Regions from separate parts of the Homo sapiens genome. Here region 2 is linked to region 1. The links are chromatin contacts, found by Hi-C in ENCODE. All regions are on one chromosome and are shown on one strand. Each heading gives the region's core, a stretch centred on a gene start or an enhancer-like site at or near the end of the contact. The rest is flanking DNA. Distances are from core to core; before and after follow the strand shown. Region 1 has its middle 14 kb from the start of PIM1. Region 2 has its middle 15 kb from the start of ZNF318.

Region 1 (3,291 bases), core at 498-2,997:
TGACCATGTAGGTGAGTAGTGTCAAAGAAGAATGGCTGCTAAAAATGAGAGCTTTTAGTGGCCAGGCATATGGGGTAAGGGTTAGCCTTAGCTTAAAGGGAAACTACAATCTTTATAGCAGTAAGATAAGAATCTTTTTTTTTTTTTCTTGAGTTGGAGTCTCAATCTGTCGCCCAGGCTGGAGTGCAGTGGCGCAATCTTGGCTCACTGCAACCTCCACCTCCCGGGTTTAAGCTATTCTCCTGCCTCAGCCTCCTGAGTAGCTGGCATTACAGGCACCTGCCACCACGCCCAGCTAATTTTTGTATTTTTAGTAGAGATGGGGTTTCACCATGTTGGTCAGGCTGGTCTCTAACTCCTGACCTCGTGATCCGCCCGCCTCGACCTCCCAAGGTGTTGGGATTATAGGCGTGAGCCACTTCACCTGGCCCATAAGAATCTTTTGTATCTTGCAGTGATACTGACTGATTTGGTCAATTAATTAATAAACCTTTACTGAACAGCTACTATGTTTAAAGTACTGTGCTAAATACATGGAGTTATATACAGAGGCAAAAGATATGGTCCTAATTCCTGCTTAAGGAATCACATATAGGCCAGGCATAGTGGCTCACACTTGTAATCCCGGCACTTTGGGAGGCCGAGGCAGGAGGAATGCTGAACCCAGGAGTTTGAGACCAGCCTGGGCAAGAGTGAGACCCTGTATCTACCTAAAATTTGTGTGTGGAGTTGGTGTGTGGGTATGTGTGTTGTTTTTTTGAGACAGTCTCACTCTGTCGCCCAGGCTGGAGTGCAGTGGCACAACCTCGGCTCATTGCAGTCTCAACCTCTCGGGCACGAGTGATCCTCTCACCTCAGCCTTCCAAGTAGCTGGGACTACAGGCACATGCCACAATGACCAGCTAATTTTTGTATTTTTTGTAGAGACAGAGTTTTGCCATGTGGCCCAGGCTGGTCTCAAATTCCTGAGCTCAAGTGATCCACCAGCCTCAGCTTCCCAAAGTACTACGATTACAGGCCTGAACCAACACATCCAGCCCCCAAAATTTTTTAAAAATTAGCAAGGCGTAGTGGCATGCGACTGTGGTCCCAGCCTCTCAGGAGGCTGAGGTGGGAGGATTGCTTGAGGTTGCAGTGAGCTATGATCACACCACTGCACTCCAGCCTGGGCAACAGAGTGAGAACCTGTCTCAAAAACATTTTTAAATATAATTTGAGATGGGGGTCTTGTTCTGTTGCCCAGGCTAGTCTCAAAATCCTGGCATCAAGCAATCCTCCCACCTTGGCCTCCCAAAGTGCTAGAACTACAGGTGCAAACCACCTTGACTGTCCTAATCTCTATTTTACAGATGACCAAAACCAAATCTCAGAGACAGGAAGTAATTTGCCAAAGTTCTCATAGCATTTGCAGAACAAGGATAGTGAACTCAGACTTTATTGTTACCCTAGGTTCTTATAGAGATATAATTAGTAACGAAAGGTAGTATTTACCAAGTGGCAAATTAATGGCATAGGCAATGCATATTTTTTGCTGTAATATGTTTACAAGTTCAAGGTCTAAATGCTAACTAGAACTTTTCCTGGGGAATTTTCAGGTGCAGAGGGACTTTCCCAGTTGTCTCCTCAACTGCTTTAGCATGAAAACAGAAAATGGTCTCGTCTCTGTGCACCTGTGCCACCTCAATCATACACATCACACGTGCTCTTGATATGTCTAGTTCGGTAGTTCTGAAAGTGTGTGGTCTTCGGACCAGCAGCACCTGGAAACTTGTCAGAAATGCAAATTATCGGGCCCACTGCCTGCCCACTGAATCAGAAACTCCGGGGGTGGAGCCCAGCGATCTGTGTTTTGATAAGCACTCCAGGCGACTCCAGTGTACCTTGGGGTTTCAGAACCCATGGTCTGTCTCATGGCTCTCCAGAGAGTCTGTGAACTCCTGGAAGGCAGAGCCTGTGTCCTTGCAGTTTTTGTTTCCCTAGCATCAAGACTTGAACACAGTGGATATTAATAAATATTTCTAAAACTGAACCACAGGAGTGAATATGGCTCGGCAGAAAACCAACATCCCATTATCCTACTCTTTTCATATGATGATTAATACTTTTAGGTTTACTTTATGTAACGGATTGAATTGTGTCCCCCAAAATTCATGTAAAAGTCCTAACTCCCTAGTACCTCAGAAAATATAACTGTATTTGGAGATAGGGCCTTTAAGAAGTAATTAGGGTAAAATGAGGTCATATGTGTAGACCCTAATGCAATATGACTGGTATCCTTATAAGAAGAGGAGATGAGGCTGGGTGTGGTGGATTATGCCTGTAATCCCAGCACTTTGGGAGGCCAAGACGGGCGGATCACGTGAGGACAGGGGTTCGAGACCAGCCTGGCCAACATGGTAAAAGCCCATCTTTACTAAAAATACAAAAAAATTAGCTGGATGTTGTGGTGGGCACCTATAATCCCAGCTACTTGGGAGGCTGAGGCAGGAGAATCACTTGAACCCAGGAGGCAGAGGTTGCAGTGAGCCGAGATCACACCACTACACTCCAGCCTGGGCGACAGAGCAAGACTCTGTCTAAAAAAAAAAAAAAAAAAAAAAAAAAATTGCTTGAGGCCAGGAGTTCAAGACCATCCTGGGGAACATAGTGAGACCCCGGTCTCTACCAAAAAATAGATATTTTTTAAAATAACCAGGCATGGTGGTATGCACCTGTAGTCCCAGCTACTCAGGAGGCTGAAGTGGGAGGATTGCTTGAGCCTAGGAGTTCGAGAGTGTAGTGAGTCATGATTGTACCACCGCACTCCAGCCTGGGATAGAGTAAGACCCTGTCTCCAACAACAATAACAAAGGGGAAAAAAAAAAAAAAGAAAATACAGGGAGGAGAAGACAGCCATCTGCAGTCAAATGCTCTACCCCTGAGAAGACACCTGTCTACAAGCCCAGGAGAGTGGCTTCAAAAGAAACTGACCCTACAGACATCAGGACCTTGGACTTCTAATCTCCAGAATTGGATCAAAATTTAATTTCTGTTGTTTAAGGCATCCAGATTGTGTAGTCCTTTGTTATGACAGCTCTAGCAGACTAATACACTTTATGAAAAATTTTACACCAGGCACAGTGGCTCACACCTGTAATCCCAGCACTTTGGGAGGCCAAGACAGGTAGATCGCTTGAGCCCAGGAGTTCAAGGCCAGCCTGGGCAACATGGTAAAACCCTGTCTCTATAAAAAAATACAAAAATTAGCCAGGCTGATGGCACATACCTATAGTCCTAGCTACTCTGGAAGCT
Region 2 (3,127 bases), core at 599-3,098, 6.2 Mb before region 1:
GGTAAAATAAATAAATAAACAAATAAATGCAATTGAAAAGGAAGACATTAATCCAGTGAAGTATTTTTCTTTGGCTTAATAGCAGAAAACAACAGATATAACACACATCAATCTACACTGTCTCATGGTTACATGAACTTTCTGACTCTGCTACAAGTTAGCACATAGGGATCCTGACCCATCTTACCATCTCACAAGATATGCTGGCCCACTGAACTCATGACATCAAACTAATAGGGCATATGGAGTAAAAAATAGCAAGTATCTTACACGCTTTAGGAAATATATGTATACCGGAAGGTAGGGAGGTTCAAGTACAAAGGCTTTTCACTTCACTGATATTTCTTGATGTTTAGTGATCTTGCATACAGGTGCTCCCTTCAAAATGAAGGACAAGTTGCTTTACTTGTGCTACCTACCCCTAAACCAAAAGAGTCACATCACTTAGGTGAATTTAGAGACAACATTGATCATATTTGGGTTACTGCTCTGACCTCCTTATCTGGTCACTTGAAATGAAGCCATACTTGAGTGAGATTCAGAGGAAGAAAAGGTTCTCCAGCTGGTCCAGTCTGCAGTGCAACTTAGTCCTTGCGATCCTTATAATGTTCAAAGTGTTTGTGGCAGACTGAGGTACTTTATCATCTATGGCATGTCCTGATAGAATAATCATAGCAGAGGCCCTCTGAGCATGCCTTTTGGCAGGTAAATATTCTCTCTTTGAGAATCAGCTCTCAGCTTGCTGCTGGGCCACGGACACAGCATGATCATGGAACCCAGCATGATCACAGCATAATCATGAACTGGCTATCATCTGGTCTTCCTAGGTATAAAGCTGGTTCATACCTAGGACATGGATCCATTATCAAGTAGAAATGACATACACAAAATGAGGCCACAGCAGATCCTGAAAACACAAATGGCTCCTAGCACCCACACCACTACTTCTGCTGCATTGCTATTTCATCTACCACTATAACCAATGAAATGGGCCTTGTTACCAGACTGCAGTGGAATAAAGTCATGATTAGTTTGTAGCTGTCTTCACCTAATGTGCTGGCATTAGAAAGAAATGGGCTGCTGTGATACTGTGGCCCCCAATCAAGGGTGACCCTGAAGGACACTGAGGATAGTCAGGACTTCAAGAAATACAACTACCTGACCAGTTTTCCCAGAAGGAGAAACAGGTTAAGAGTCTACACTGATTTGGCCGGGCCCGGTGGCTCATGCCTGTAATCCCAGCACTTTGGGAGGCCGAGGCAGGTGGATCACGAGGTCAGGAGATCGAGATCATCCTGCCTAGCATGGTGAAACCCCGTCTCTACTAAAAAATACAAAAAAAACCCCAAAAAAATTAGCCAGGCATGGCGGCACGCACCTGTAGTTCCAGCTGCGTGAACCTGGGAGGCAGAGCTTGCAGGGAGCTGAGATCGCGCCACTGCACTCCGGCCTGGGTGACAGAGCGAGACTCCATCTCAAAAAAAAAAAAAAAAAAAAAGAGTCTGAGGTTAATGGTTTGGCTAGATGATTAGGGAGTTAGAAGTGATATTAAAATGAAGTTGGAGAAGTATAATGTGGAAGAACTTCTTAAAATGGTTCCCAAATGTGACAGTATCTGTCATGATTCAGTTGCAGACCACAGATACCACTCTACTTAATTTAAGGGAGAAGGGCGTTATTACCAGGGATCACGTGTGGCTTACACAATATTTGTAAGGGGTAGGGGAAGAAGCTTTAGGTGGAGCTTGTAAGAGCACTCCCCACACCCAGAATCTCACTGATTCTGCTATGCTTGGGTAAGCTATGGCTTCCACTGCAGGAAACCAGCAAATCAGCACGTCGGTAACCACAGAACCACACTTCCTCTGTCATGATTCACAGCAGCAAAGTGAATACTTCATATCCTGCCTCTTTCTCCACATCACTCAGTTAACTGGGTTTCACATTCAAGTCTCATGGGAATATACCTGATTGGCAAAAATCTCAATTACACCTGAAACCATAACTGTAATAGGATCTGAGAAATACAGCTTTTATCTTTCTAGACTCTCAGTATAGAAAGGTACGAAGGAGTTTAGAATGTATGTTGAGAAAACCAGTCTAAGGAGTTTAGAACGTATGTTGAGAAAACCAATCTACTATAATGAGAACATTTGTGCCTCGTGAGTAGAAGAGGGTTATCAACAATCAGGTAGAGAAGATGAACTGCTCTATGGATGGTATCCACCCTTTCCCCTAGTTACACCAGAGTGTGCTGTATGAGCTTGTGAACAAAGTGACCATGGGACCACTGATGGAGGCAATGCATGTTGAGTGTAAAGGCTCAATCACGTGGACGTTCTCACACTAAGATTGACCTGCTACTGCCAGTTTGGACCTCTTCCTTCATGGACAGGGCAGTAATTTATCTTCATTGTAGAAGAAACTTACTTTAAATTTCTATATATTTTTCCTACTCACTGTATTTTTGCCAGCACCATCCAGAAACTTACTGAATGACTCATAAGGCATTCAACATGACATCCCACACAATGATGCTTTTGGCCAAGGGAGTACTTTTACGGTGGAAGAAGTAAGACAGCTGGGATACACAATTCAACTCTTCTGGGATTCCTTATTTAGTTTTATTGTATATTCCAGCTAGTCTTATAGAATAGGCTTACTGAGGTCTTAGTTTTTATTTTGCCAACTGGAGACAACATCTCATAAGATCATAGCGGTATCAGCCGGGTACGGTGGCTCACGCCTGTAATCCCAGCACTTTGGGAGGCCAAGGCGGGTGGATCACTTGAGGTCAGGAGTTCGAGACCAGCCTGACCAACATGGTGAAACCCCATCTCTACTAAAAACACAAAATTAGCCAAGCGTGTTTGGCACATGCCCGTAATCCCAGCCACTCGGGAGGCTGAGGCAGAAGAATAGCTTGAACCCAGGAGCTGGAGGTTGCAGTGAGCCGCAATCGCACCATTGTACTCCAGCCTGGGTGACAAGAGCAAAACTCTGTCTCAAAGAAAGAAAGAAAAAAAAAGATTAGAGTGGTATCCTACAGAATGTGACATAAGCTCTGAAATAGTGACCAACGATGTGGAGCATTTCTCTCATAACCAAAAATATACAAGGGTGGGGA

The links. A loop is a pair of places that touch in the nucleus more often than their neighbours do. Pooled maps may share reads with other maps.
Region 2: a map with no recorded cell type shows a loop between it and region 1 (31-fold over the local background). The contact joins two enhancer-like sites. A Hi-C loop is called at or near these places in 2 of 37 single-sample maps with no recorded cell type and 3 of 50 pooled maps.

Annotation. Positions count from the first base shown.
Region 1 is chr6:37,154,072-37,157,362 of GRCh38, reverse strand. No RefSeq gene overlaps it. Among named protein-coding and RNA genes, the nearest start is that of PIM1, 14 kb to the left of the region's middle. Within about 2 kb of position 1,747, at least 7 of the 41 ENCODE cell types and tissues checked have a DNase peak (open chromatin) inside an H3K27ac peak, as active enhancers do.
Region 2 is chr6:43,382,617-43,385,743 of GRCh38, reverse strand. No RefSeq gene overlaps it. Among named protein-coding and RNA genes, the nearest start is that of ZNF318, 15 kb to the right of the region's middle. RefSeq lists an enhancer at 2,066-2,245. Within about 2 kb of position 1,848, at least 9 of the 41 ENCODE cell types and tissues checked have a DNase peak (open chromatin) inside an H3K27ac peak, as active enhancers do.